Regions from separate parts of the Homo sapiens genome. Here all the other regions are linked to region 1. A link is a loop called in an ENCODE intact Hi-C map of the cell type or tissue named here. Cell type or tissue: endothelial cell of umbilical vein. All regions are shown on one strand. Links, peaks and the distances in the headings refer to the core of each region. The heading gives the core; the rest is flanking DNA. Region 1 has its middle 8.9 kb from the start of TRAF1. Region 2 overlaps MEGF9 (multiple EGF like domains 9). Region 3 overlaps PHF19 (PHD finger protein 19). Region 4 overlaps FBXW2 (F-box and WD repeat domain containing 2).

Region 1 (7,608 bases), core at 1,307-5,306:
AAAGCAAATATAATTGCTAAATTAAGTAAGTAGGACTCCCTGTGCATACTCATAAGTCAACTTTGTTTTGCCTTCCAGCTCCCTATAAAGATTTATTCAAAGGGAAGGGAGAGATATCCTTTCTCTATCCTTTAAGGAAAACTCAAGCATCTTATGACTGTTGTGATCACTCTTAGGAACTAAAAAGTCCTATGATCACTTCAGTCACCAAACAACTCTATTCATAAATTTGATGTTCAGTCCCATACAAAAGCAAAATTCTCAACTTGATTTAAAATACAATCTTCTCTCCCAAACAGGGCTTGCTGCAGGTTTGGGACCCCTATAGCTGGGAATAGTGTCACGGGCAGCTGCTTCTTTCCCTGGAGTTTCCTTCTCAGCTTACTAAGGCTGTTTAGTGTGGCTGCTTCTTTCTTTAAGATTGTAATAAATTTAAAATGCGTAACATAAGATTTACCATCTTAACTACTCCCAAGTGCACAGTTCAGTAGTGTTGAGTATATTCACATTGCTGTGCAAGCTGTGACTTCTGACCTCTCCAGCACTAGAGGGATTGGTAGGGAGGAAAGGTAGAAGAAAGGGGAGCAGAAGAGCTTACTTGACCAGTACTGCCATAAGATGGCTTTCAAGGGCTTTAAAGCAGACTCGGACTCTTTCATGGGCATGTCCATGGGCTTTTTAGACACTCCCCCAATCTCTCTCTCTCTTTTTATTTTTGAGAAGAAGTCTTGCTCTGTCACCCAGGCTAGAGTGCAATGGCATGATCTTGGCTCACTGCAACCTTCACCTCCCAGGTTCAAGTGATTCTTATGCCTCAGCATCCTGAGTAGCTGGGATTACAGGCGTGCACCACCATGCCAGGATAATTTTTGTATTTTTAGTAGAGATGGGGTTTCACCATGTTGGCCAGGCTGATCTTGAACTCCTGACCTCAAGTGATCCACCCGTTTTGGCCTCCCAAAGTGCTGGGATTACAAGTGTGAGCCACTGTGCTGGGCCACTCCCCCAGTCTCTAAAGACCTTTCACCATTCCACGTTCATTGCACCACACTGTATCCCATCGTTCACTCCTTCTGCCGCCGTAGGAATCCAGCAATGTGTTCAGTTTGTCACCCTCCCCCACTGGACAAAACTAAGAGGCCTTTCACATCAGCTTCCTTGTGCATGGCCTGCTTCTAGTCCATGGGAACAGCGTTCTTTGCCCACACCAACTTTAGGAATTGAGGCTGATCTGAGCAGAGCCACCTCTCCTTTGTCTTGTTTGTCTAAAATGGTGCCCATATCTCATTGTTAAGATTTCTTGGGTGGCTGGTATATGCTATCATGAGACAAAGCTCACCATGTTTCCCCTTCTCAAACTACCATTGACATTATTATGTGCATGCATACACACACACACACACACACACACACACACACACACACACTCATACCCATATAGGAGAATCCAAGATGAATCCAACACTGTTTCTTAAGGGATTCAGTCTATTAGGGGAACTACAACATGTGCCCATGAGACAAGTACAAGGCAGGTTCATTTCTGCTGCATGCAGTGGAGAAGGCTCCATGGAGAAGATGGCCTCTAAGCTGGGTCTGGAAGAATGACTAAGGTTTGGATACACTGAAATGAAGTTATTTCTGAGAGGAGAAGTAATGTAAGCAAACACCCAGCAGTGGGACTCAAGGGAGGTGCAGACAGAGACCCTTAAGCAGTTTGCTTATATGAGACAAGTGGAAGATAAGGCCAAGCCAGACCAAAAACAAACAAGATAAAGGGTTTGGATGTTTTCCTGCAGGAACTGAGACATTTTGAAAGTTTCTGGACAGCGCTGCAGGATGGAGGATGGATTAGGGAGGGTAGTGACTAACTCTTGGTGAAATGTAGGGTCCCATTAAGAAGAAAAACAAAACAAAAACCTTTCAGGACCTGCTTTCTTTCCCAGAAAAAACCCTGCCCTTTGGAGCCTCTCATGCGTTTGGTTGATAAAGGCATTTGATCCTGTTTTTTACTGTTAAGGGGCCTTGGCACAGCTGCCAGTCCCAGGAGCCTATTCCCAGCTCTGAGTCCTGGTGGGGCTGCTTGACCCATTCCCCTGTGTCCCCTAAAGACTGTGTCCCCCAAAGATTGCTCTCTGGTAGTGTACAAGGAGAAAGGCTTGCCTTTCTGGGCAGCCAGGCCAAGGAACCCTGGCCTCTGATGAGTCCAGCCACAAAGGCTCCACCCTGGGCCCCACTGAACTCAGACCTGCAGCCAAATGGAAAAAATCCAGGAGGCTACGAAGCCAAGAAAAAGAAGATTTGGATTCAAATCCTAGCTCTTCCCCTTCCCTTTCTGACCTTGAGAGACCTCACTGAGCCTCTATGTCTTAATCTGTAAAATGGAAACAAAAGCAACTACCCTACAGGTTTATTTGCCAAGATGAAATGACAGAGATTCATAAGTATACCTTGCACATAGCAGCCATTCAATAAATATTCCTCGCACCTCTTCCCCCAAAATCTCTCTGTGTCTCCATTTCCTCACTTATTAAATGTGATGGAGACCCAAGAATAAAGTTGAATGAGGTGATTTTCCCAAACCTCTGTCATCTGCCCCACACAGAGGCCCTTGGGAGAGCAGAGGGCCTTCATCTGAGCTCTTGAAGCTATTTATTCTTTTATTTTCAAAAACGTAAAAAAAAATCACAAAAGATCCCTTGCTAGTAATAACACTGGCACACACTTGCAATGGGCCAGTATCCTCTAACCTCTCCTCACTACCACCATCTGACTTAGGTTCCCATCTGTAAAGCAGCCTGGGGCAGGTCCCATCTGCAACTGCCCACAAGGTTGGGAGGACAGTGCCCGGCAGAGGGCGCTCCGAGTGTAACCTCCTAGCCAAGGCCCTGGGGGAAGGCAACAGGCCAAGGAAAATTCTGGTGGAAAAAATGAAGAAAGGATTCCAGGTTTATGAGTCTCAGACTTTGAAAAACAAAACTGCTGAGTTGTCTCCTGAGTTAGGAAAAAGAACACCACAGCCGCCTCGAGATTTCCAGGAAACTATTTCTGAAGGCTTTGGGCAAGGCTGGCAGGGGGCTGGCAGGGGAAACTTGGGCTGCCCCAGCTTAGGGTCCAATGCCCTGGCGGGTGGGAGATGGAGGTGGGTGGTGTGCATGTGGGAACGTCAGTGTGCATGTGTTCTTCAGCATGGTGGGGCTATGTGGGTTTACATGTGCCCTGTCTGTACACGTTTGTATGAGCCTGTGGGTACAATCCCACCAGTACGTATTGAGCACCTTCTGTGCTCTGCTGGGCATAGTGCCAGGTGATGGGATGCACCAGCAAATGAAACACAGTCTCTAAATTCATAAAGCTTAGTTTAGAGAAGGATGCAAAGTAACTGGCAATTTTAATTCAGAGTGCAGGCATCTGGGTGGTGGTTTGTGCAGCGGTTCAGAACACTGGCTTTGTGGTCAGGCAGCCTAGATTTTGACATGATCTTAGAGATCTTTCTGACATTCAGTCTCCTTAGGTGGAAAGTGCAAATATTAAAACCACATCCCGGGAGATACTATGTGTGTGTCAATGTCCAATGAAGGTCTCTATTATGTGTGTGCAGGGTCCACATCTGGATGAACAATGTGAACAGCCCGGGTGAGTTACATGTGGGCACGTTCACACATCTGCTTTTGTTGTGTTTATGGAGTGCCAGGCTCTACCAGAGGTCACAAATAGTGGCCCACAGACACAGTTCATAGGGATGCTCATTTGGTTTGGGTTTATTTTTTGGCTTATAGGGTGTTCTAAAAATCAAGTCGTTTCACATAAAAATCCAGATTTCCAACTTCTTTTGAAATCTTGGGTAAGCCAGCCATCCTGCGAGCATGTGCGTGTGTATGCCTGCCTGCCACAGTCTCTGCTTCCTGATAGATACGTCCTTCCCAGGGGCACCCTCCCCCTTGGCCAGTGTCCAGGGCTGTCCTTGGAGGGGTTCCAAGACTGCTCAGGAGAGCTGGTGTGTAGACATGTTCCCTGTGAAAGGAGAAGCAGGACTGAGCAGGAGCTGGTGCCAGGGCCCCAGGGCTCCCCAAGCAGTTCCAGTTTCAGCAATCACAGGGGCCAGAGAGAGCCATGGGCCCTACCCACAGCTCTCTGGCTGTGCAGCTGGGCACTGGTTACAGAAGATAGTAACCAAGGATGGCAGTAGACAGAATGGCTTTTCTTATCTATTTGATTTTGCATTTTAAAATGTTACAAGTGCACATCTGAAATGATTAAGACAATGATCTCCAGAAAGTGTTGCTAGATATATATGCTAGAATTATTTTTAAAATTTACAAAAAGATTGTAGGCTCATGCCTATAATCCCAGCACTTTGGGAGGCCAAAGCAGGAGGATCACTAAAGCCCAGGAGTTTGAGACCAGCCTGGGTAACATAGTGAGACCCTGTTTCTAAAAAAAAAAAAAAATTTGTTTTTAATTAGCCAGGCGTGGTGGTGCATGCCTGTAGTCCCAGTTGCTTGGGAGGGTGTGGTGGGAGGATCACTTGAGCCCAGGAGGTGGAGGCTACAGTGAGCCATGATCACAACACTGGATAAAGGAGTGAGACTCTATCTCAAACAAAAAAAAATTGCAAAAAGGCTAATGGTAGAAGCTAAACACATATTTGTTAAATACATCTGGGTAACCCACAGGTGTGAAAGGTAGGGTTAATATTTCCTAGTATCCCAGAATCCTCTTATGAAGGCAAAGAAGTCCCTCTTAATATATCATTACTGGGCCCCCACTGTGTACAAGATGCAGGCTAGGCACAAAGGAGCCTACAGAGATGTCTGTGCCCTGCTTCTTGGCCCTCAGGAAACTCAGTCTTGTGGAGACATATCCAAGGAGAAACGAATGCAGGAATAAAAGGACAGAGTTATTACTAAGATGTCTTGAGACAATAGGGCATCAGAATACAGAGGAAGAGGCTTCTGGACCTTGGACTGACTGTGCAAGTTCATTTCTCTCTCTGGGCCCCCATTTCCCCTTTTGTAAGACAAGGAGTTCAGAAGAGATGAGCAAACATCAACTCCACTTTCACAACCCTCCCGACCCCCAGCTTGTGCATTCTTTGAGAGAGTGAGAGCTGCACCCTGGTTCTTAGCCTCTTGCTCCTGCTACATATTCTTGCTCCCAAGCCTTGGCTTGTGCTGGGAATTTGCCTGGCTTGAGCTCTGAAAGAAATCCATCAGAGGAGGTTTTTCACATAGCTTCCCTTAAAAAAAAAAAACGCACAAAATGTTTGGAGTCCAAAAAGACCATGCCTCTAGTGGAAGCTTCCAGCACCCGTTATAGGGGTTCCTGGTACCACCCCAAGTACAGGTGGGGAGAACAGCCCCTCAACAGATGGGAGAATGTGCCTCTTCCCCAGGACCAGGGCTTGAATGATTAAAGTTTAAAGAATTAAATGGTTCATGCTGAAGGATTCCCCTGAAGTCATTCTCCCACTTTGCAGGTAAGAAAAATAAGGTTCAAGGATGGGAGGAACTTTCCGCCACAGTCCTCCAACATCAAAGCAAATCTTCTGATTTCTGAGTAACAGCTTTCCCCACTCCTTGATTTTTCTCTCTCAGGCTGAGTCCTCAAGATAGAGTGAGATGGGAACCTTCATACTGTATCCTTCCTCAGCCAGATGTTAACAGCTGTTGAGTTCGAACACTGCGTTATTCTTGTGCTGTACTAGCCAGTGGCCAGGGAACCCAAGCCTCCCAAAGGTGAGTGTGAAGAAAGAGCAATAATTCCGTAGCCCGGAAAAAGGCCCTGGGGCAGCATGTCCACCTTTAGGAGTGTCTTTGTTTCCAGAGTCCATGAAAGAAGGAATTGTCACACAGCAAAACCAGTCTCTTAGAACAGGACGCATAGGTAGCCAGAGATGGCAAAGAAAGGCAGTAGGCTGGCTAGTATCAATGTCTTCCTCATCATTGGCATCTTAGAGCATGTCCCTATCAAAGGGTCCCTCTGCTAAGCTCTTCCCCTGAACCACATTACCTGACCACGAGTGTCATTGGCACTTCCATCAGAAACTGAAATCCCCATTGCGCCTTCAAAGTGCACAACCAATTAGTAAAACCCCAGGGACTGCTTGGTGCCTACAATTCAAATAACTTCAGAGGTTCTTTGTTTCTTTTCTTAAAATCTGGAAATCTCTTGGGATAGAGAAAATCACTGGACATAGAAACTCCCTTCAACAAACAACCCCAGATTTCTTTCCAAATTTTTCCTAGAATGCTATTTCTAACTTCACAACACACAGGAAAAGGCCAGGTTGAAGATACTTAATAAATGTTTTCTGATGGTGGGGAAATCATCATTAACTATTGTTACCATAAGTAAAATTTGTATTAATAGCATCTTGCATATTAGTCATTTATTGAATAAATATTTAGTGATGTCTCCTATGTAACTAGCATCATGCTAAGCCAGGGGAAACAACAATGAAATCAGATACAGCTTTACTTTCATGGTTTTAATTCATCTAATTTCATATATTCCTATACACATTTTCATATATTCCTACAATTTCGTGTATTCATAATTCTGTGGTAGAAAGAAAAAAACCTGTAAACAGGCACGTTTTTAAAAATGCTAGTTATTATAAGTGTAATAAGAACCAAGATGGAGATTAACAGAAGGAAATTTGGGACATTTTTAATAATCAGACCATAGCAAAAAGTACACGTGTTATGCTGTCATTTTTATAAGATCATGTTTTATTTCTTTGTTTTGTTGTTGATATCAGTTCTGTGTAATGTGCCAAAGGGACATACTGAATTTGGATTGAAGAACCCAGTACCATTTGGTCTTCTAATCTGATAGGTTGCTGACAGCTTGTAATCATCTGTTTAATTAAATTTCTTGGTTCAAGAATCAGAAGTTATCAGAGCAGATTAAAATGATGCTAACAGAAAAGCTGTTCACTAATTGTTTTTACTGAACACAAGCCGTATGACAGAGACAAGGCGTGCTGCTGGTAATAAGAAGAAGGCACCAAAGGGCTGACTGGGGTTGAGGGAGTGAGAACCATTCTGGGCTCCACATTTTAAGGGCTGTTGACAAACAGGAGCCTGCCCAAATGGCTGCCTTTAGCCGGCTGGATTCACTTACGTGTTCCATTCATTCTGCTTAGAATGGATGATAAATCTCTACTCTGGGAAACAGTGCAGGCCAGGAGGTGGTTGGATGCTTAGAGGCAAAGTCTAGGGTGCACATCACTTGTGCTCCATCATCTCATCATCTCCAATGCAGAATGGCTTGCAAATCTGTGATCATCTAGAATCCCCCTGGCTGCAGGAGCCACAAAGGCTACTAGGTTAGGCAGACAACTTCAATGTCAAGGGTCGGATTGCTAAGGGATTGGGGCAAAACTGGAGACTGAAAGCCTTTCCGTGCCTCTTAGAACAAGCCAAACATATTAATACATGGACAAGAAGGTAGAGGGTGGAGGCTCAAACACTGCCTGCTTCCCTGTGTTCATTTTCTTGTTCCTCAGTCATGGCTCCATGGTCAGACCACCAGATATGAGGCTTTGGCCAGATAAACTATTTCTCTTTTTAAAGTTATTTTTAGAAAAAAAAAAATTCAACTGGG
Region 2 (7,608 bases), core at 2,394-6,393, 320 kb after region 1:
TTGTGTTCGAAACTAATACCTTCTTCTTGTAGGTTGTGGGTTAGGCAAACACCATCATTGAAAGTAACTGTTTATCCTTTTGTATATTGAATAACATATTTAGAGGAATGAGGAGTAAGCATATTTTGATTAACATTTTAAAAGCCTTGGAAATAAGCTGATGAAGTGTTGTAAGCCATTCTTTGAAAGGTACATTATGTTCTTTATAATTTTCTGATAGTATAGAGTGGCTTCGATTGACTGGTTCCTTCTTATTGAGTCATAAAATATTCCTGAATTTTATTTTTTATGAATACAGGTTTTCTTTGCTAGATCTTTAAGTACCTTGGGATATTCTTGTGTAAGACCGTATATGTGTGTGGCTTCTTTTCTTTTTTCTTTACTAAATTACTTAAGATTCATAGATTCATGCTTGATAGTATAAATTAGATAATGTAAATTTTTGTTGCATTTTTAAAAACATCTCCTATACTATGATCAGTACAAATTTTATTTAAGCTTTAAACATCAAAATATTTGGGCTTCTATCTCTGAGAACCTTTGACTTTGTTAGGCTGCAGCTTCTCTTCAAGCAATAAGATTTCTCAGCCTTTGTTAAAGACCTGAAATTTACTTGCAGTGAGAAAAGAGAGCAAGATTTATTGTGGACAGGGCATAAACACCATCACTGGAGTCAGGACCTATATAGATGGTGAATTGTAATGCTTTGGATCTACAGAATGAAGCTTGATACCTAAGTGGATATCAAGTTATTTGGCAGACAAATTTCTTGTACCAATTTAGAGTCAATCTTAGGAGTAGATAGTATGGTGGGGAAAAGTCTGGCTTTGTATGAATAGACTTGACTTACTAGCTGAGGACAGTAACTTTATCTGAATTTTCTCAGTAGTAAAATAAGTATTATGACCCTCACCAGGTAGAACTACCTTGAGGATTAGAGAAAAAATATATTTATTGACATAAGCCCTCAATAAATGATAGCTCATTGCATCATCATTATTACTCCTGCTTTCAAATGCCTCCATTTTAAATTTTCTGTAAAATTATTTGTTAGCTAAGAAATTGCATTATGCAATACACTAGACAGCTTTTAATAGCAATACAGAATTTGATAGGTGATTTATTTGGACACAAGGCTTTGAGATATGGTAAGTATATATGATTTACATGAGCTGGGCTTTCTTTCCCTTCTGGGGTGTTACTCAATACAACTTTTAAATTGATTTACTTTTATTCATTGTCTTTGCTTTTATTTGCAGTTCTGGGAAATGCCAGTGCAAAGTGGGTGTCATTGGCTCTATATGTGACCGATGCCAAGATGGATATTATGGCTTTAGTAAGAATGGCTGCTTGCCCTGCCAATGCAATAATCGGTCTGCCAGTTGCGATGCCCTCACAGGTACGTACTTTCCTTAACTTTGTCATGTAATTATTCCACTGTTCTTTTAATTTGGAAATCTTTCAGCTATAGGTTGATTCTTCTGAAATAGTTTGGAAGGGCCTTTATCTTCTAAGTAGGATGTACTAGATCACAGCAAGCCAAACTCCTGCTACAACAAACTTGAAAAAGTACGTAAATTAAAAAAAAAAAAAAAAAGTCATATACCTATGGAGGCAAGGAGAACTATAGGAACTAAAATTCCAGAAAGGTTGGAACTCTTCCTAGGTAAACTGATGATCACCAGCCATTGTCTTTCCAGGGGACATTTGCTGATTCTGAGCATAGGCAAAGAATGAGCTAGACCCAAGCAAAGGAATTCTTTAGGAAAGAGATACAAGAAATGTTTTTGGCAGTCATTTGAGGCTTGCATGATGGTTGGAAACAAGAGGATCCCCAAACACAAGGCCAGCTTTCCCACAGGATATTAGCCGACTATGCAAAAGATGGAAGGCTGGGCCAGAAAGGTAGAAAAAAATCTCTTTCTCTTTCAGTCTTGTGCTGAGGAGACAAAATCCCTTTAGAAAGAGAGGGCCTGCTATGACATTCAATTATCTCCCCCTCAAGATGTCTTCAGACTCTGAGGGTGCATGCAGTGGGACCTAAGCTCAAATTACCAAAGGCCAATACAAATCTCTCACAGTCTTTTAGGGCTAAGGAGACACAGGCTTGCTAGGCTCTGACCAAGAAATAGTAAGGAACCAGAAGTTGATTAACTCATACTAAAATTACAGTCCACCCTCAAGCCGCCTCACCTTCTGATTGGATTGAAGTAATTCTCTCATTATATCTGCCTAACAGATGAAAGGGGAGCCCTCTCTGGTTCTTTTATATACTGTGTCCGGCATACAATAAAAAATACTGGACAATGCAAAGACAGAAAAATGTGACCAATACCAAAGAGAAAAAAAATGAGCAATGGAAGCAGACCTTTAGGTGATCTAGGTGTTAGAGTCAACTTAGAAAGACTTGACTAAAGTTAGTATTTTCATACAATAAAGGGAAAATCAGACAAAATAGGTGAAGAGAGGCAAAATGTCAATAGAAATTGGAATCTCTAAAATATCAAATGAACAAACTGGAACTGAAAAATACAACATGTGAATTAATAACTCATTGCATTAATCTAACAGTAGATTGTACACAGTGAAGACAAAGTTAGAAGACTTGAATACAGTACAATTAAAAATATCCAAACTGAAGCATTTCGAGAAAATATAATGGAAAGAACAGAGCAGGGAAGATGTGGGACACAGCCAAAAGGTTTAGCATAAATGTAATTGGAGATCTAAAAAGAGAGGAAAGTGATACTGGATCCCAGTAATATCTGAAGAGAAAATGGCCATGAATTTTCCAAATGGATTAAAGGTGTCAACCGACAGATTCAGAAAGTTCAGCAAACCCTAAGCAATATAAAACAAAGAAAACCACATTTAGGCAAACTTAGTCAAACCATTAAAAACTAAAGCCAATTAACTTCTGATCTTAGTTTTCCTAAATGTAAGAATTAAGTATCCTTCCTTGGAAACATTTTTTTTCCCAAACAAACAAGCAAAAAAAATCAGGACACACTAGTCTGACAAGTACAAGTGTTTTTATGAGAACAGGGTGGCAAAATACTTGAAGTCAAAAGTACCCTGGAAAAATCGGTTGAAAGTTTTATTCTTCATTCAAATACTCTATAGTAAAACAAATTGATTTAGAAGAAATTGTTTTTTTTTTCTTTTATGCGATCTTGTCTCTGCCTATTTGCCAGTTTTATCTTGTGGCGTTCTTTTTCTTTACATCTGTGATCCAGTCAGACTGGCTTTTATTTCTAAAACAAGGCATGTTCCCTGGTCCCAGGGTTCTCATATATGATCTTTCCTCTGCCAAGAATGGTTTTTCTAATCCACCTCTACCTCCATCCTTGACCCCTCTGCCTTATTAAATCACATTCTTCCCTCGAGTCGTCAATTAAAGGCCACTTCATTAGAAAGCATTTCCTGATGCTCTAGGCTTAATGGTAATTTCCTTATTATATGCTCTCACATATACTTGTATTTTTTCATAGCACTTTTCACAGTTTGTAATTGTATATTTATTTGTGATTCTGAGTCACATATGGCTCACTCATGAGGGCAAGAACTTTTTTTTTTCACCATTGTATACACAATCTCTAGCATGGAGCTTTAGCATATAGTAACTACTCACTAAATTTTTATCAAATAAATGAACAAATGAATGGAAAGGCGTACAGAGGAAAGATTATTTTCAATACTGAGTAACAACAGGAATACTTCATTATACTGAGTCGATTAAAATTACTCCCTAGATCTTTTACAGTACCGAAAAGCAGTCTACATTGCTGATTCTCAGTTTTAATTTTTCTTAAGGCAACGAGGCCACTGTCTTTACTGTCATGTAAGTGCTGACCTGTCCTTTCTCTGGAGATAATTTAAGGCAAAATAATTCTTTTCATGGTTATGGTTTCTAAAAGCAGCTAGTAGTGAGAGAAATAAATGGGTTCTTTGTTTGGAATTATAATAAAAGTGGAATCCAACGTGAAGGAGTGCAAATACTGTATTTAAAATTACAAGCTTTATATAAAACCACTCTCGTCAAGTGACTTTATTTTCAACAGTGCTGTGATAAGGTTGCCCTCTGGTGGCCACTTACTGTGTTTTCACAGTCCTATTTTCACCCCCTCTACTGTTTTGCTATACCTTGTGTTTTAGATTGAAGTAGATTTTCAAAGTACTCTTTTTTTGTGGTAAGATATATTTGGATAAACATTTTGGAAAGCAATTTGACAGTAAGTATTAGAAATCTTAAAAATTGTTCTTTGATCTGGTAGTTCTATTTCCAGGAATCTATTCTAAGGAAAGAATTCTAAATTCTTAAGAAGGTTATATTCAGAGATGCTCACCAAAATGGTAGTTACAATTTTAAAAAGTTAGGCAACCCAATTTCTCACAATAGGGTATTAAGTAAATACTGTTATCTAGGCAGTATATTATTAAAAACACAGAAAACCAAATGTTGACCTTACCTTGAGCAAGTTGCTTAATCTGTTTCTTCATCTATAAATTTGATATAATAGCAGTAACTGCCTAGTGGGTTGTCGTGAAGATTAAATGCAATACACTTGTACAGCCTTTATATAGTGCCTGGTCCATCACAAGTAATCAGTAAATGGTAACTGTTACTATGTTCTCGATAAAATGTTTTGTTTTGTTTTGTTTTTTCTGAAACAGAGTTTCACCCTTGTTGCCCAGGCTGGAGTATGGTGGCGCGATCTCGGCTCACTGCAACCTCCACCTCCTGGGTTCAAGCGATTCTCCTGCCTCAGCCTCCCAAGTAGCTGGGATTACAGGCGCCCACCACCACGCCCGGCTAATTTTTTGTATTTTTAGTAGAGACGGGGTTTTGCCATGTTGGGCAGGCTGGTCTCGAACTCCTGACCTCAGGTGATCCGCCTGCCTCGGCCTCCTAAAGTGGTGGGATTACAGATGTGAGCCACTGTGCCTGGCTGATAAAATGTTTTAAAGAATGATATATAGCAATATGAGAAAGTGAAAGAAGCAAGGTATAAAATAACTTATGCCATATAATTAGACTAGTTAAAAAACAAAAGCCAAACCCCTGTAAATGAGGAAAGATTACAAAGAGAAGTACTAAAAATCTTTTTTTTTTTTTTGAGACCGAGTCTTGCTCTGTCACCAGGCTGGAGTACATGGCACGATCTCGGCTCACTGCAACCTCTGGCTCCCGGGTTCAAGCGATTCTTCTGCTTCAGCCTCCCAAGTAGCTGGGATTACAGGCGCCCACCATCACACGCCCAGCTAATTTTTGTATTTTTAGTAGACACGGGGTTTCACCATGGTGGCCAGGCTGATCTTGAACTCCTGACATTAGGTGATCCACCCATCTCGGCCTCCCAAAGTCCTGGGATTACAGACTTGAGCCACGGAGCCCAGCCTAAAAATCTTAATGAGAGATTTCCTAGGATGATTTTTTACCCCTTTCTACTCCTGTATTTTTCTAGATTTTCTTTATTAAGCACGTTTCCCTTAAAATGGAAGTGGGGGGATATTATTTTTAAAACTGGAACTTCATGTTCATATAATATACTTCCTTTGAAAATCCAGTGTACCTTTATGTATTCATAGTGTCCCATGATGAGTAACTTGACCTGAGCAGCTTGACTGAGTTGACCAATCCTCTACTCCCCAATGATACTTACTTCAGAGTATCATGCTTTCCTAGTTTTTGTGCTACCTAACCAGCTTTTCCTTCTTATTTGTTCTACTACATCTTCCTCAGTTCAGCTCCAAGCACTGGAGTGCCTCAGGGCTCAGAGCTTGTCAAGTTTGTCTTTGCCATTTAAACTTTCTCCCTAAGTGGTCTCATTCAGTCCCCTGGATTTAATTTGTATTTGTTTGTTTGTTTTAGCTCATTTTCCCCCTTAACCCTGGATTTAATTTAAATGCCATCTATATATGTGCTTATTATCAGATTTGCATTTCTCCGTTGATCTCCACACTCAAATATCCAACTGTCAAATATCCACTTGTTTTAATTGGCATTATATACCTAACACATCCAAAACAACTTTTTTTTCAACTTATAAGTTAAGCCTGCTCTATTCATTTCACCAAGTTACTCAGTCCCAAAGCCTAGTAGTCATTTTTGATTTTGCTCCTTTTTATTACTGCAAATATCCAGCTCATCAGTATATTCCATCAGCCCTATCTTCAAAACATACCCTGAATCTGACCACTGTTCATGACTTTTATTGCATCATCCTTGCCCAAGCCACTGTCATCTCTTTGAACTACTTTGGCACAGTCTCATCTGGCCTTTCAGCCTCCTCTCTTCTCTCCCTATTCTCTGATCCCCACCCCACCACAGTTAGTCTCCACATAACAACCAGAGCAATCTTTTTAAAATGTAAAACCAGATCATGTCATTTTCATGCTTAAGCCCTCCAATGGCTTCTCATCCCTTTTGGAATAAATAAAATTCAAACATCTCTCTATGGCCTATCTGGTTTTACATTTTCTGGGCCCTGCCTTTCTCTCTGACCTTATGCCCTGTTACTCTCTCCCTTGTTAACCTGGGCTCCATACTGGCCTTCTTTCAGTTTGACAGGTTAAAGCTTGCCTTTTGTTCTATAAAGAGGGTAAGGCATTTCTTCCTACAACAAAGCACATTACTGTATTTCAGATAGGTTTATATATAAATGATGAAATGGTAAAATAAATAAAGGAATAAGGAAAGGTCTTTTTGCAGGTAACAATGTATGTTTTCAATGTTTTGTCCCTGAATTTGGCTGGAAAGGAGCCCTACATTCCTTTCTTTGACTATTTATTTTCTTGGTTATCTCTACAAAGATTTTTGAGATGCTTAGTCAAGGAGCATGAAAAAATCATCTTCAGGAAACATTCCTTTTTCTTTTGATCCACCCTTTGGCCATCTTTCAGCAATGAGAATGTGAGAATGTGAGTTTTAGGGCAGTATTGTTATATTTTGGGGGGTTCCAGGCAGAGCATAATGAACAATGTTAAACTTCAGCTTATTTTTATGTATCATTTATCATAAAAGAAAGATTCTTAGATTTTAGATTTAAAGGAAACCTTAGATTTCATCTAGTTCAGCTTTTAAAATTTACAGATGAAGAAATTAAGACATAAAGAGAAAACATTATGTCCTATGGAATAGTCTTTCACCCTTTGAAATGCTCACATTATATTAAATCGTTAGCCAAAGAATTATTATCCCATTTTACAGATTAGAAAAGTGAAAATCAGAGAAGCTGTTTGCTTAAGGTAACTTAGTTTGTGAGAATTTCAGCTGGAAATGGAACACAAATTTGACATTAATTCCCATACCACTTTTTTTTTTTTTTTTTTTTTTTGAGACAGAGTCTTGCTCTGTCACCCAGGCTGGAGTGCAGTGGCTGATCTGGGCTCACTGCAAGCTCCGCCTCCCGGATTCACGCCATTCTCCTGCCTCAGCCTCCCGAGTAGCTGGGACTACAGGCACCCACCACCATTCCCGGCTAATTTTTTATATTTTTAGTAGAGACGGGGTTTCACCGTGTTAGCCGGGATGGTCTTGATCTCCTGACCTCGTGATCCGACCGCCTCGGCCTCCCAGAGTGCTGGGATTACAGGTGTGAGCCACCG
Region 3 (7,608 bases), core at 2,191-6,190, 67 kb after region 1:
ACGGGGCAAGGAGTTGGGAGGAATGGGAGAAAAACCAATAAAGCAGAGGTGAGCCAGGCAGGGTGAAGATGGACATGCCTGGATGGAGCTAGACCAGCTTTTAGGGCTGAAATGAATCTGGGTTGGGTATCATCCCTGCCTTCAGAAAGCTGACATCTCTCCCTTGCAGAGATGGCAAGTCAGGGCCATCTTTGCCACCATTCTCCCTTCCCATACACACAACAGACATCAGTAGCCATTGACAACACATGTACTTTCAACTTGGAGCCCCAAGCAGCTACTGCCTGTCAATCAGAGTTGGCATAAGAGGAGAAACCTGTTTGCCATTTATACTCTAACAGGAGAAGAGACATGGCCCCTAGCAGGGTAAGAAGCAGATTTTAGGGTCAGGTAGACCTTGGACCAAGTTCCAGCTTTGCCACTTACTAGCTGCATTTGCAGGAGCAAGTAATATGACCTGAGTTTTAGTTTCTTCATGTGAGAGGTGATAGTGAAAGTACTGGCTTCATAGGGTGGTTGGGAGGCTTAGGTAAGCTAATCCATGTAAAATGCTTAGCTCAGTACTATTGGTTTTAGAGAAGCTGTTACTCAAGAATTTGTTACCAGCCAGGCGCAGTGGCTCATACCTGTAATCCCAGCACTTTGGGAGGCCAAGGTGGGTGAATCGCCTGACGTCAGGAGTTTGAGACTGGCCTGACCAACACAGTAAAACCCTGTCTCTACTAAAAATACAGCTACCCGGGAGGCTGAGGCAGGAGGTTGCAGTGAGCTGAGATCACACCACTGCACTCCAGCCTGGGCAACAGAGCGAGACTCTGTCTCAAAAAAAAAAAAAAGAAAAGAAAAAGAAAAAAAAAGAATTTGTTACAATAAGAGATGATTCCAAGAAGCCTGCCAAGAAGAGGCTGCAGAACTCAGCCAGTTAGTAAAGCTTTCGAATTGCCCCCTTCTCCAAGAAATTGTGGCCAGTGCAGACCGATTCCTCTCCAACCCCTGAAATAGTATTATATAAATATCCAAAGCAATGAGGATCTCCTCTCCTGGTTTACCCCCTTATTGAAAGCATAAGGAGCCAGATGGAGAAGACCATGCACCTTAGCTGACCTCCTGTGGAGGCCCACCACATACCAGGCTCCTTGGAGGTACCCACAGTGATCAGCTGAAGAGTGGCTTGTCTCCTAGCCAGAACTGCCCCTTCCGGGCAGAATGGTGACCCTCTAGCATCTCCTGAGATGAGAGCATAAGGCTGAGCACCACTGTAGTTATTGATCCATTGCTTCATTAACCCAGTGAGGACTTACTGAGATGCACTGTGGGCACCACCTTCCTGGGAGCATGTTCAAGAATAGGAGGCAACGTTCCTGCCTGGCCATATATTCAACAAACGTCTTGGAACACCTGTTACATGCCACACTCTATGAGGTCCTGGGGATACAGAGATGAAGAGGTACCATTTCTTTTTTTTTTTTTTTTTTTTTTTTTTTTTTTGAGACAGAGTCTTGCTCTGTCACCCAGGCTGGAGTGCAGTGGCTTGATCTCGGCTCACAGCAACCTCTGCCTCCCAGGTTCAAGTGATTCTTCTGCCTCAGCCTCCTGAGTAGCTGGGACTACAGCCACGTGCCACCACGCCTAGCTAATTTTTGTATTTTTAGTAGAGAGGGGGTGTCACCCTATTGGGCAGGCTGGTCTCGAACTCGTGACCTTGTGATCCGCCCGCCTCGGCCTCCCAAAGTGCTGGGATTACAGGCGTGAGCCACTGCGCCCGGCCGAAGAGATCCCATTTCTACCCTTACAAAATTTTCAGCATGCTGGGGAAATAAGACAAACACGTATCAAAATGTGTTTAATGTATACATACAAACCTTTCACACATAAAAACATATTTATTCTTCAACCAAAATAAAATGCAAAGAAAAAAAGAGATGGAGAGGGGACCTGTAGACTAAAAGCAATTTTAAAAACATCAGCCAGTCACCATGTATGGACTTTACTTGGGGACTTTGATTCAAAAGAACAGACTTAAAATTGTTAAGGTATTTGTACTTAAGAAACAATTGGAAATGAGAACATTAACTGAATTTGTTAATGATATTAAGCAATTATGTTAACTTATAGGTGCAGTAGAGGTGTTTTAATTATGTTTTTTAAAAAGAGTCTTGATCTTTCACAAATACATACTGAAATATTTATGGAAAAACTATTGGGTATCTGGGACTCAATTTAAAATAATTACAGGAAGGAGAAGTAGGTGGGAATATAGTAGAAACGAGATTGGCCATGAGTTCATAAGTGATGAGAAGATGGAGTTTCATTATAACTTCTAGGCTGGGCACAGTGGCTCACGCGTGTAATCCCAGAACTTTGAGAGGCCAAGGCAGGTGGATCACTTGAGGTCAGGAGTTCGAGACCATCCTGGCCAACATGGCAAAAGCCTGTCTCTACTAAAAATGTAAAAAGTAGCTGGGTGTGGTGGCATGCACCTGCAATCTCAGCTACTCGGGAGGCTGAGGCAGGAGAATTGCTTGAACCAGGGAGGCGGAGGTTGCAGTGAGACAAGATCACACCACTGCACTCCAGCCTGGGTGACAGAGACTCCATCTCAACAAAACAAACAAACAAATTATATTATCCCATAATAAAGTTTTAAGAAAATAACAACCATTTAACAAAACAAGTTAAATAAGGCGGGAGAGGCAGCATGATGTGTCAAAAGAACAAAGGGTTTGATGTCAAACAGCCATGGGTTTAATCCCCCCCTCACCTACTTACTAGCTAAGCAAGGGACTTAACCTTTCAGAGCCTCAATTTCCCCATCTTTCGAATGGTAATGATGATAGGCATCTCAGAGTGGTTGGGGAGATTCAGTGAGGTGGCATGTGGGGCCCAGCGCTAGGCCTAGCAGACATTAGAGGCTGGGCATCTGGAATGTGAGTATAAAACTTCCATTCCTGTGAGCTGGACCCGACCCTCGAGGCCCTCTCTTTCAGCCGGTGTTCCAGGAGAGGAGCCCAAGTGCAACATCTGCCTAGGGAAGACATCAGGGCCGCTGAATGAGATCCTCATCTGCGGGAAGTGTGGCCTGGGTGAGTGGAGCGAGCAGGGCCCTGAGAAGGCCCCGACCTATAGGTCCCCACGCACTGGCCCCTGACGGGTACTGCTGCAGCCTGTTGGGGCCTCAGCTGGCTTCCTGTTTCTCTTGGCACTGCAGGGTGAAAGGGGGCCAGTTGCTGTAAGTGAGGGCTTGGGAAGAGATCCTGGGGAAAGCTGGGAGGGTATGATGGTGTATGTAATTTGGGGCCCAGCTAGATGGAGAGGATGGGTGGGAAAGATGGGGCTCAGGCACTGAAGTCAGACCTTCCTGTGTCCCCCCCAACCCCACAACTGGCCAATGCTGTCATTTAGTTCCCAGCCTGGACACTGACTTGGCCATCTTGGTGGGCACCAGCAGCCAGGCTCCCGGCAGCTGGCAGGCAGAGCTCCTAGGACTTCCCTCAGCCCTCCCAGCCCTGCCTCCTTTGGGCCAACTGGCCTTGGGCCACGATGTCCTTGTGGGCGCTCACCGCCCCCTCCTCTGCCGTAGGTTACCACCAGCAGTGCCACATCCCCATAGCGGGCAGTGCTGACCAGCCCCTGCTCACACCTTGGTTCTGCCGACGCTGCATCTTCGCACTGGCTGTGCGGGTGAGCCTTCCATCCTCCCCAGTCCCTGCCTCTCCTGCCTCCTCCAGTGGGGCAGACCAGAGACTCCCATCACAGAGTCTGAGCTCCAAGCAGAAGGGCCACACCTGGGCTTTGGAGACAGATAGCGCCTCTGCCACTGTCCTTGGCCAGGATTTGTAGACTCCCTGAGCCTCAGTTTCCTCAACTGTAAAGTGGAGATGGGTTTGGTGTCGGGAATAACGGGACCAATAAATGATGCTTTACTATTAAAAAAGAAAATCCATGTAAATACATGTTGGTAATTGTTGCCTTTATTGCGCTTATTACTCTTAATTCTGTTATCAACGGAGTTCCTTCTGGGATAGAGGGGATGGGTTTGGAATTAATGAGAAAAAGCTCCTTGCTTTTCTGACTATATTGGAATATCTGCGGGTCCCCCAAGCCCTGGCAGCACTTCCCTCAATAGACAGCCGCGTGCTGACTCGCGTGGTCCACCCGGACCTGGTGGTTGACTGGGGCCCTCGTCTCCCCCCAGAAAGGCGGCGCGCTGAAGAAGGGCGCCATCGCCAGGACGCTGCAGGCCGTGAAGATGGTGCTGTCCTACCAGCCCGAGGAGCTCGAGTGGGACTCGCCCCATCGCACCAACCAGCAGCAATGCTACTGCTACTGCGGCGGGCCCGGAGAGTAAGGCAGGGGGTCAGGGCCCCCCGGGCGGCAGGGCAGGTCTCCAAGAATCGCCAGCAGGGACCGCCCATAGGGAGCGAGCCTGGCGTGTCAGCCAAGGCGGGGACCTTGAGGGCGGGCCCAGTGTGTTGCGCTGTGGGGGCGGGGCCTCGAGGGGCGGGCCTGGAGTGTCAGCCGCGGGGGTGGGGCCTCGGGGGCGGGACTCGGGGAGGGGGGGGTCAGCCGCTGCGGAGGTGGGGCCTCGAGGGGTGGGCCCGGAAGATTGGACCTGAGGGCGGGGCCTCGGGGGGCGGGCCCGGAAGGTTAGACCTTGGGGCGAGGCCTCGGGAGGCGGGCCTGGCGGGTTGCGACCGCCCAAGCAGGGCCCCAGGGAGGTGAGGCAGGTCGAGAAGCACCCTGTGGAGGGGCGGGGTGGGGAGGAGGGAATAGTAAGGCCTCGGGAACAGGACCTGAGGAGGCGAGGCCTCAAGGGGCGGTCCCTGAAGGGAAGGGCTCGGGGTGGGGCCCGAGGGGGCGGGACCTCAAGGGGAGAACAGAAGGCCGGCTCCGCGTGGCATCTAGCACTGTGGAGCAGGGCTGGAGGGCAGAGGTGTTACCTTGGAGCTTTGTAGGAAACGAGGAAGTATTGAAGAGTGGTTAAGAGCCTGGGCCGGACACAGTGCGAATCCTCCCAGGACGTCCACGTCCTAGCTCTGCTCCTTACCAGCTGTGCAACCCCTTAGCCTCAGCTCTCTGAATAGTTTCCCCATCATGTGGTGATTATGAGCAGAGCATGAATTACGTAATTCACATAGAGGTTCTCATAGTGCCTGGCATTTGGTAAACAAAAAAAATGTGAGCTGTTACTGGTGGTAGTGGTGGTACTAATGCATGAAAGTCAAGATAACCTTTTCACAGTCAGAGTCAGTGGAACCGGCTGCTGGTGAGATATGAAGATCCTTTTCCCGCCTGGCGCGGTGGCACACGCCTGTAGTCCCAGCTTCGTAGGAGGCTGAGGTGGGAGGATCACTTGAGCTTGGGAGATGGAGGCTGCAGTGAGCTGTGATCATGCCACTGTACTCCAGCCTGGGCGACAAAGCAGGACGACCCTGTCTCCAAAAATAGAAAAGATTCTTTTCCCTGGAGATGTGCAATCAGGCAGGGGTAGGGGGCCGGGGGGCGGGGCATGCTATGTCGGGGCCACTGTGGAGGGAATTCTTGTCCTGGCTCTGCGGCAAGAGTCTTTGATTCTTCCTTGCCGACCTGGGCCTCTATGTAGCCATGGCAGTTGAGCTTGCTTCTTTGGGCTGAGTGCACGTGGCATTGTGGAAGGAACCACAGATGTAAGAGGGAGGGTCTCTGCCCTCAGGAAGTTCAGCCGTCAGGACCCCCTGAAGTCCTGAATCTCAGCCCCAAGCTCCAGCTGGGTAACTTGGGCAAAGCTTGAACTACTTCATCTCTCAAATGGGCTTAACCTTAACTTCAGGCCCATGAGCTTCCCCAAGTATTGTCAGATGGAGAAATGCTTATGGAAACCTTTCCTGCATTAATGCAGTGTTTCTCAACGCCTATGGGCAGAGTTGCACAGGATGCTTGTTAAAAATGCATCCCAGAGGCTTCCCCAAAGATTGAATAGGTCTGCAGTGGACCAAGGAATCTGCGTTTTAACCTGGAGCTCACCTGACAAGGTGTCAATGAAGCATTGAGCATTTTGCTCTTCATATTCCATGAATAGTTGTTGGATGACCATGATAGGCCAGATACAGTTGCAGGTGAGAAAAGCCAGATGTAGTCTTGCCCCCGTGCAGCTTACAGAAACCATTATTCTCCCGTGAAGTCTCCAAGGCAAACGTTTCCCTGTCAGCAGTGTTTGGGAAGCAGCAAGTCCAGAAATGGTGGCTTCATTGTGGCATGGCAAGGAGAGCACAGCCTCTGAAGTTAGGGAAACCAGAATTTGAATCACCATCCTCCACTTGCCTGTGAGCTAGGGCAAGCCATTTCACCTGTGACTTATCTGTAATATGGGGACAGTGTCCCATCTTTTACCAGGTGGTGAGGTGAAATGAGAGTATATGTCCAACTCTCAGGTCCTCCCTTGGCACAGCCTAAGTGCTCAGTAACTGAATTCTCTTCCCTTTCTGCCAGTGGAGGGCAAATTTAACTTGGGAAAGGTTGCCGAAGCTCATACCTGACTGGGGGTGTGGTCCTGGCTGACCTTGGCTCCTCTGTCTCTCCAGATGGTACCTGCGGATGCTGCAATGTTACCGGTGCAGGCAGTGGTTCCACGAGGCCTGCACCCAGTGCCTCAATGAGCCCATGATGTTTGGAGACCGGTAGGTGCTAATTTGGTCCAAGTGGGCCTTGGGCGTGGTGGGGAGAGGGCAGGGATGGCAGCAACAACTCCTGCAGGTTGACTGCCAGGCTCCAGACAAGAGGAGGTCTGTGACAATGTATGCCTACCTGTTTACTGGAGGCAGCTCAAGGTAGGGGATCCCCTAGCTATGCAGGGCCAGGAGGCAATAAAGAAGTATGCTGGGCCACATCCCTAGTTGCCATTGATTTCTGGAGTACCTTAGATAAATGCCTGCCTTCCCTATGCCCTAGTCTCTTAAGTGTCTGGGGAAGAAGGGATGACACAGTCCTTGCGCCAGCCCTGCCCAGGGTTGCTGTGGGAGTCACTGGGGAAATGGATGGCTTAATGTGGCTTCTAACCGACGGAGCAAAGCTAATGGAGTCCTTATGGATGTCAAACCTGATGTTATGCATCTTTTGGTTGGTGTCTCATGTCATTTGTGATTGCGTGTGTGGCTGTCTCAGAGGGGAAGAGGGTGACCATGGCAGCCCAGCCTAGCTCAGCTCACTCTCTGTGAACTCAGCCACGCTTCAGGGCAAGATTTGGGAAGGAGATTGAGGGCATGGGTTAGAAGGAATATGGGGTATCTCTTAGTCCCTGTCCTGCCCTGTCCTTGACCCCCAGTGGCCAGCAGTCCTAGGAGTGAGAAGATTATGGGAAGGTAGGTGGGGAATGAGGAGATCAAGGGGCTGGACTGGGGTGGGGGTGTCAGAGCCCCTCCCACCATAGGCCCCCGTCTCTACCCACCCACAGGTTTTACCTGTTCTTCTGCTCCGTGTGTAACCAGGGCCCAGAGTACATCGAGAGGCTGCCCCTGCGATGGTGAGAGGGTGGGGCTTAGTCCAACCACCGCTGCTCCTCCCAGCTTCTCCCCTCCCTCCTCCCTCCTGGAACAATTCCATTTCCAGCTACTGGGTCCCAACCCTGCCCCT
Region 4 (7,608 bases), core at 1,215-5,214, 180 kb after region 1:
TGCATCTTCTAGAAGGTAAACTCAACAATATAACCATTTCTGAAGGTGATCCAAAAAGCAAAACAATAAAGGTAAAACACAAGGAAATAATTTTGGTGAATTTCATGAATAGTTGCAAATGAAGGGATGGGGTGGGTAAAAGTCCCATTTTGCTTCCAGACCTTGGAATAGTCTTCCTCTCTTTTGCCCAAGGATGTGTCTATCCAGCACATCTTTGCATGAGTTCTTTCTTACTAACTTAAACTTACGGGGCTTCTTGTCATTTGAGTACCACGGCCCTGCACCTTTGATCCCCTGACAGCATCATTAAGGGCAGATTGTCATTCCTGTTTTACAGATGAGAAAGCTGTGGCTTGGTAAAGTGATTCATTGCCTAGAGGAGTTATAGTAAGTGGTGAGGCTGAAGCCCTGATTTTCAGCCCCCACACACCTGGATTTTTTCCATGTTTTCATGTTTGTCTGTTCTTTCTGTATTTCAAGTCTCTTCAAATCCCGACTGCTGCCTTCTGCCTTCACCACTTGTGTGCACTGTTCAACCTGTCTTATGCTTTGCTTCCAGGGAGTCTCCCCAACCACTTCTTTGAGCACTTACTTGCTCTTGTTCAATCTTGGTAACTCTCCGTTACCATCAGGGCACATCTGGATTCCTTAACATCATGGAGCCCTAGCTAATTTCTTCGAGCAAACAGTTCTTGCTCCTCTATTTATTTCCACCCTTGCGCTTTGGGTGTTAATCTCCCATCCTCGTGGAAAGTTCTTGATGTTCCTTTCCACCAGTCCTAGGGCCAGGCTTTAATCCCATTGATCTCCCACTATCTTTAAAGCCTCTGCTGACCACCATACCCCACTCCAGCCTCACTGAGCATTTTTGTGTAAGGTTAGTGGTGCAGTTCATTTAGCAATAAATACTGTTGTACCTTTTGCAGTAGACAACTATTAACTTTCATCCTTGATTCTCAGTTTTTTCCAAAATACAAGTGAATACCTGGTTTCCCCAGCAACATTGTAAGATTGAGAGTAGGAATTCATTGAGATTTTAATGAATTCCATGGATTGTCTTAAGAGCTATCTAAACTTGGAAGAAAAATAACTTCCAGAGCATCTAAAATTGAAAATAAAAGATCAGAAGCAAATGAAAGATCAATTCCACACAGCTTTTCCTCTCTTAGACGTCCCTCTTCTGCCATATCCTGTAAACATCTGAAGTGTTCTGAGTACATTTGGAGAGAATATTTAATGATCACACTGTGATTAGACATGAGTAGTCCCTGCCAGTGGGATGTTCCTGTCCTTTGCATTTTAACCACATGTTCTGTGCTCTCTGTGGTAAAGATAATCTAACAGTAATAAAAACTTATGGAGAAAATTACCCAGAGCTCCTTTATCATTACGATTTTTAATACTCTCTTCTAATCCTTATGCACATGTGTATGGATTTATGTACTGCAAATCATTGTTTTGTAATACATTCTCAAAAATGTGCTTTAGGTTTTTACAACTACCATAATATTTTGTAATTTTCCTTCATTACTGTAATTTGCTAAACCATTTCTGTTTTGGTAGATAATTAGGTAGTTTCCAGTTCTGCTTTTTAGAAGATACTACAGAGAACTTCTTTGTGCATATTTCCTTAGAACAAGTTCCAGTAGAAGACTTACTCGCAAAAGCAGTGGAATTTTTTCTTAGTATTTTCTGTTACAGGTACAGAAGAGTGCATACAACACACAGTTTTGTCGAATAGTTATGAAGTGAACACTTGTCTAACCACTGCCCGAGTCAAGAAAGAACATTTCTAAACATGTTTGCCAATTTAATAGATATAAAGGAAGTATCTCAAGGTTGCTTTAACTGACATTTCTTTAACACATGACAACATTTTTATGGGGGAGGGGACTAGAGAGAAAATGACATATTTTTATGTGTGCTTATTTGTATCTCTTGAATTCTGTCTGCATCTTTTACCCATTACACTTTCAAATACTTGTGAAATCATTGGTCGAGATGAATTATGGCTATAAATAAAATTTCACTAATCTAATTATCACTGATTTAGAAATAATAGTTCAACCCAAGACATGCGTTGAAGTGTTCTTTCATTACATAAAAAGGATTTGTGTCAAGTAAACCTATACACAATCTGTTTACATATTACTGGTTTATATGGTACATCACAAATTATGCAAAAAGTAGATCTAGTAAGACCCAGTACCAAAGATTAGAGCTAGTCAACAATACTATTTAAAGGAAAATATGGACAGTCATGAGTCAAAATGTTTTTTCCCCAAATTAACCATAATATATATTGAAGTTTAAAATGAGGAATTCATTTTGGAAAGCAGCCAAGCACAGATTCTAAGAACATAGTAATCCTGTGTTTTATTTTTACTCAATGCAGACTCGAGGGTGTCAGGTGTGCTTTTATATCTCCAGCTTCTAAGTTCAGAGAGGAGATTTTCTATCTGAAACTTTTTATAGGATAGCAAACATTCCTGAGTTTCTTAGTTCAGCAGGTTTAGCCATGTAAGGCAGCTCTTGGGCTAGTTGATCTTTCAGGCTTTAAGGGCACAAGGCTTAAACTCTATTTGACAGAAGAAGAGAAAAACAACACTTAGGAAGTCTGTATATTGGAAGAAATGGAGAGGTGGAAATAATAGACTAAGAGTTATTTTTTTCATTTTCCTTTTCTCCCTCACCCGACTATGTCTTGAGAACAAACCATGTCTCATTCTTCTCTGTGCTCACATCACCTAGAACTACAAAGTAAACTGGAGGAAGGATGGATGGATGGATGGATGGGTGAATGGGCCTTGGGTTGGTCTACATTGATTTTCTGTAATCCAGTGTTCACAAAATGTACTTTCCTTCCAGCATCACCTGGAAACATCAGCATCACCTGGAAGCTTGTTAGGAATGCTAATTATCAGGCCACACCCAGACCTAATGAATCAAACTTTGGGGCTGAAGACCCACAGGTGTTTGTGATGCCCACTAAGGTTGAGAACCCCCGGCTATTATCTAGCCTGTTCTGCCACCTAGTGGAAAATTTGGGAGTTGCAGCTAGTAATGAGAGCCAGATTCCGTTGCTGTAGAAGACGTTTAATTATACCAAGGACTTTCTTGCACTTAAGGTTACTGCACATTCTGAGACTGAGTTTTGTTCTTGTCGCCCAGGCTGGAGTGCAGTGGCGTGACCTCTGCCTCCCAGGTTCAAGCAATTCTGCCTCAGCCTCCTAGGTAGCTGGGATTACAGGCGCACACCACCATGCCCAGCTAATTGTTATTTTTAGTAGAGATGGGGTTTCACCATGTTGGCCAGGGTGGTCTCAAACTCCTGACCTCAGGTGATCCGCCCACCTCAGCCTCACAAAGTGCTGGGATTACAGGAGTGAGCCACCGCACCCAGCCTAAATGTGTTCTAATACTGTACTTGCCTTCTACTTTATTTCCAGTTATCATAGGGCATGTCATGCTAAGACATCAGTAGGCAGCAGAAGGAACTGTCAACAGAGTAAATAGACAATCTACAGAATGGGAGAAAATATTTGCAAACTATGTATCTGACAAAGGTCTAATATTCAGCATCTGTAAGGATCCTAAGCAAGTCTACAAGAAAAAAAAACCATTAAAAAGTGGGCAAAGGACATGAACACTTTTCAAAAGAAGACATGTGTGTGTCCAAAGAAAGCATATTTAAAAAAGCTCAATAACTGATCATTAGAGAAATGCAAATCAAAACCACAGTGAGATACCATCTCACACCAGTCAGAATAGCTATTAAAAAGTCAAAAAATAACATGGCCAGGTGCAGTGACTCAGGCCTGTAATCTCAGGACTCTAGGAGTCTGAGGCTGGTGGATTGCTTGAGCCCAGGAGTTTGACACCAGCCTGGGTAAGAGGGTGAAACCCCATCTCTACAGAAAATACAAAAATTAGCCAGACGTGGTGGCATGCGCCCATAGTCCCAGCCATTTGGGAGGCTAAGGTGGGAGAATTGCTTGAGCCAAGAAGGCATATGTTGCAGTGAGCCATGATTATGCTACTGCACTGCAGCCTGGGAGACAGAGCAGGACTCTGTCTCAAAAAAAAAAAAAAAAAAAAAAAAATTTTTTTTTGACCGGGCCTGGTGGCTTACGCCTATAATCCCAACACTTTGGGAGACAGAGGCAGGTGGATCACCTGAGGTCAGGAGTTTGACACCAGCCTGGCTAACATGGTGAAACTCCGTCTCTACTAAAAATACGAAAAAAAAATTAGCTGGGCATGGTAGCAGGTGCCTGTAATCCTCGTTACTTGGGAGGCTGAGTCAGGAGAATAGCTTGAACCTGGGAGGCAGAGGTTACAGTGAGCCGAGATCACGCCACTGCACTCTTGCCTGGGCAACACAGTGAGACTTTGTCGTATCAAAGAAAAAAAAGAATGAACTTTGGAGAGGTAGAGAAAAGGGAACACATATACACTGTTGGTGGGAGTGTAAATTAGTTCAACCATTGTGGAAAGCAGTGTGGTGATTCTTCAAAGAGCTTAAAAACCAGAACTGCCATTCAACCCAGGAATCCCACTACTGGGTATATGCCCAAAGGAATATAAATCGTTCTACCATAAAGATACATGCACGTCTGCTGGGTGTAGTGGCTCATGCCTGTAATCCCAGCATTTTGGGAGGCCGAGGCAGGTGGATCACCTGAGGTCAGGAGTTTAAGACCAGCATGGCCAACATGGTGAAACCCCATCTCTACTAAAAATACAAAAATTAGCCGGGCGTGGTGGCACGCACCTGTAGTCCCAGCTACTCGGGAGGCTGAGGCAGGAGAATCGCTTGAACCCAGGAGGCGGAGGTTGCAGTGAGCGGAGATTAAGCCACTGCACTCCAGCCTGGGCGACAGAGTGAGACTCCATCTCAAAAAAAAAAGAATGAGAAAAATATTTTCTATTTGCTTATTTTTGTATTTTCTAAGTTTCCCACAGTGAGCATGAGTTTTTGTTGTTGTTGTTTTTGTTTTTTGTTTTTTTTTTGAGACGGAGTCTTGCTCTGTCGCCCAGGCTGCAGTGTAGTGGCACGATCTTGGCTCACTGCAAACTCCGTCTCCTGGGTTCACGCCATTCTCCTGCCTTAGCCTCCTGAGTAGCTGGGACTACAGGCACCTGCCACTGCACCCGGCTAATTTTTTGTATTTTTAGTAGAGATGGGGTTTCACCGTGTTAGCTAGGATGGTGTCGATCTCCTGACCTCGTGATCTGCCCACCTCGGCCTCCCAAAGTGCTGGCATTACAGGCTTGAGCCACCGCGCCCGGCCGAGCATGAGTTTTTTTAAGAATAATTAATTTTTTTTTAGTTATATAATACAGCTGCAGGCATCTTTTAGCTCAAACTCCCTCTTTCAGGAAACACGTATGAGGTTTCTACTCTGTATCAGGCATCGTGCTGGAGCCTGGGGATATGTAGATTAATCGTGTATGGTCACTGTTTCTGGGAGCTCAGGTTCCCTAGGATAGTACACACACAAAACCCAAGAGGTGTCATGAAGGAAGCACCAAGAAGGAAGAAGTTCTACTTAAGGGTGATAACCAAGGTTCCATAGAGGAAGTAACTCTCCAAGAGATTTGTAAGCTAGTAGAAGGATTCTAGATACAGACTTTCTATAAACTGATACTCTTTGTTTGCTGGCTCTAGGTTGCTAACCTAGATGCATGGTTGGTGGAACTGTATCACTCATCGGGTCTTTATTAAATATAGGAACACAGAAGACACTGCTAGAACTTGAAGGCAAAAATCATTAAACAACTGAAAACACAAAATGAGCAGGTTGGTGGTGGTGCCAGCCTGGTTTTTAATCTCTTCAAATCCACACAAAGAACAGCAACTAGGCCAGGCGCGGTGGCTCACGCCTGTAATCCCAGCACTTTGGGAGGCCGAGGCGGGCGGATCACGAGGTCAGAAGATCAAGACCATCCTGGCTGACACGGTGAAACTCCGTCTCTACTAAAAATACAAAAAGTTAGCCGGGCATGGTGGTATGCGCCTGTAGTCCCAGCTACTCGGGAGGTTGAGGCAGAAGAATCGCTTGAACCCAGGAGGCGGAGTTTGGGAGGTTGCTGTGAGCTGAGATCATGCCACTGCACTCCAGCCTGGGCGTCTCTGTCTCAAACAAACAAACAAACAAACAAAAAACCCAGCAACTGAATAGCAAAACCAAGGGCCCAGACAGTACTTTCAACAAAGCTAGGTACAAGGTAACTTCATGAGCCCCAGAATACAGTAGTTGAGGCGAAATACCTATTGCCACAAGAACATTTTTGTAGGAGGAAAATGAAGGAAGGAAAAGAGATAGTATATGAGAGGCCTGAGAACAGGAGAATCCAAAATAGGCAACAGGTGATCAATGGAGAGTTGGGCTGCCAATCCTAAAATGTCAGCTGAAGCTGGGAGAGGCTCTCCAACAGTGGATGAGAACAAGGACCTAAGGCAAGAACGCCTGAAAGGGCTGGAGCACTGTAGCCCTTATAAACAGTTGAGGCTGATCGGCTCTCTTTTAGGACAAGGCCCCACACCAGGGAAAACTCCTGGGGCTAAAACTCCTGGGAGCAGGACAGGGACAAGAGAGGAAAGTAAGAGATGGCCCAGACTCAAGAAAGGATAAAGACAGAGGCAGGAAATGCCAGAAAGCAACTTGCAATATGTTTGAATCCATACATAAGAGAAGAGGGACTGCTCTGAGAAGGTTGAAAAGCTTGCCTGAACATACACTCATTCCAAAAAGTCAGGAAAACAAATTTTACATAAAAATAATATAAAAGTATCAAGATCAAATTCTATACACAGTTATTAAGAAAAAAATGCGAAGAAGGAGCAGATTAACATCCTTACAGACAATGAAAACACACCAGGGAGACACCATAAAACAGACCAAGACTAACTTAAAAACAAATACATCAGCCTGGGCATGGTGGTTCACACCTGTAATCCCAGCACTTTGGGAGGCCAAGGCAGGCTGATCACTTGAGCCCAAGAGTTCAAGACCAGCCTGGGCAATATGATGCAACCCCATCTCTACAAAAAAAAAAAAAAAATTAGCTGGGCATGGTGGCATGTGCCTATAGTCCCAGCTACTCAGGAAGCTGAGGTGGAAAGATCACTTGAGCCTGGAAGGTCCAGGCTGCAGTGAGCCATGTTTGAGCACTGACTCCGGGCTGGACAACAGAGTGAGACCCCATCTCAAAAATAATAATAATAACAGATAAACAGATAATGATTTAAGAGATAAAAGACAGTGAAAAAGAAAGATATGTTTAAATAAAAAGGAAATGAAGAGATAAACAAGATTTGAGGGAAATTGACAAATATTGAAAGCAGCAAAGATCAAACATACAGGTAATAGGAGTTCCTAAAGAAGAAAATCAAGTAAGGGAGGAACAGAACAAATGCCAAAAGATATAATTCAAGAAAACATTTCAGAAATTTAAAAATGTTGAAACTACAATTGAAAGTATACCAAGAGAATATACACCCTGAGTGACCAATATTAAAACATTCCATTAAACTTATTAAACTTTAAATAAAAAGCAAATATTATTTGGGCATCCAAATAGTAGATGGGGAAAAATTCCTCT

Evidence for each region. A loop is a pair of places that touch in the nucleus more often than their neighbours do. Peaks named below come from ENCODE experiments on the same cell type or tissue, not always from the same donor. Only the 100,000 strongest peaks of a DNase experiment are listed, where the experiment ranks them.
Region 2: it touches region 1 in a loop (14-fold over the local background); 21 of 110 quality-filtered maps call a loop at or near these places.
Region 3: a loop joins it to region 1, with 6 times the contacts of the local background. A loop is called at or near these places in 98 of 110 quality-filtered maps.
Region 4: it touches region 1 in a loop (10-fold over the local background); 79 of 110 quality-filtered maps call a loop at or near these places.

The regions. Positions count from the first base shown.
Region 1 is chr9:120,931,941-120,939,548 of GRCh38, reverse strand. No RefSeq gene overlaps it. Among named protein-coding and RNA genes, the nearest start is that of TRAF1, 8.9 kb to the right of the region's middle. RefSeq lists an enhancer at 7,479-7,608. In endothelial cell of umbilical vein, for the core only: a CTCF peak has its summit at 2,846 (motif pointing right); DNase peaks (open chromatin) are centred at 2,848 and 3,958; H3K27ac peaks cover 2,040 bases.
Region 2 is chr9:120,616,407-120,624,014 of GRCh38, reverse strand. It overlaps MEGF9 (multiple EGF like domains 9), which reads left to right. Exons shown (of 6, transcript NM_001080497.3): 3 at 1,260-1,399. Among named protein-coding and RNA genes, the nearest start is that of CDK5RAP2, 40 kb to the right of the region's middle. In endothelial cell of umbilical vein, for the core only: a CTCF peak has its summit at 4,071 (motif pointing left); a DNase peak (open chromatin) is centred at 4,064.
Region 3 is chr9:120,865,918-120,873,525 of GRCh38, reverse strand. PHF19 (PHD finger protein 19) reads left to right here. Exons shown (of 15, transcript NM_015651.3): 4 at 2,988-3,083; 5 at 3,581-3,681; 6 at 4,196-4,344; 7 at 6,561-6,656; 8 at 7,430-7,498. Among named protein-coding and RNA genes, the nearest start is that of PHF19, 7.5 kb to the left of the region's middle. RefSeq lists enhancers at 1-561, 4,993-5,062 and a silencer at 4,383-4,872. In endothelial cell of umbilical vein, for the core only: CTCF peaks have their summits at 4,048 and 4,259; DNase peaks (open chromatin) are centred at 3,145 and 4,455; H3K4me3 peaks cover 932 bases; H3K27ac peaks cover 240 bases.
Region 4 is chr9:120,751,438-120,759,045 of GRCh38, reverse strand. It overlaps FBXW2 (F-box and WD repeat domain containing 2), which reads left to right. Exons shown (of 8, transcript NM_012164.4): 8 at 1-2,072. Among named protein-coding and RNA genes, the nearest start is that of FBXW2, 38 kb to the left of the region's middle. In endothelial cell of umbilical vein, for the core only: a CTCF peak has its summit at 3,033 (motif pointing left); a DNase peak (open chromatin) is centred at 3,035.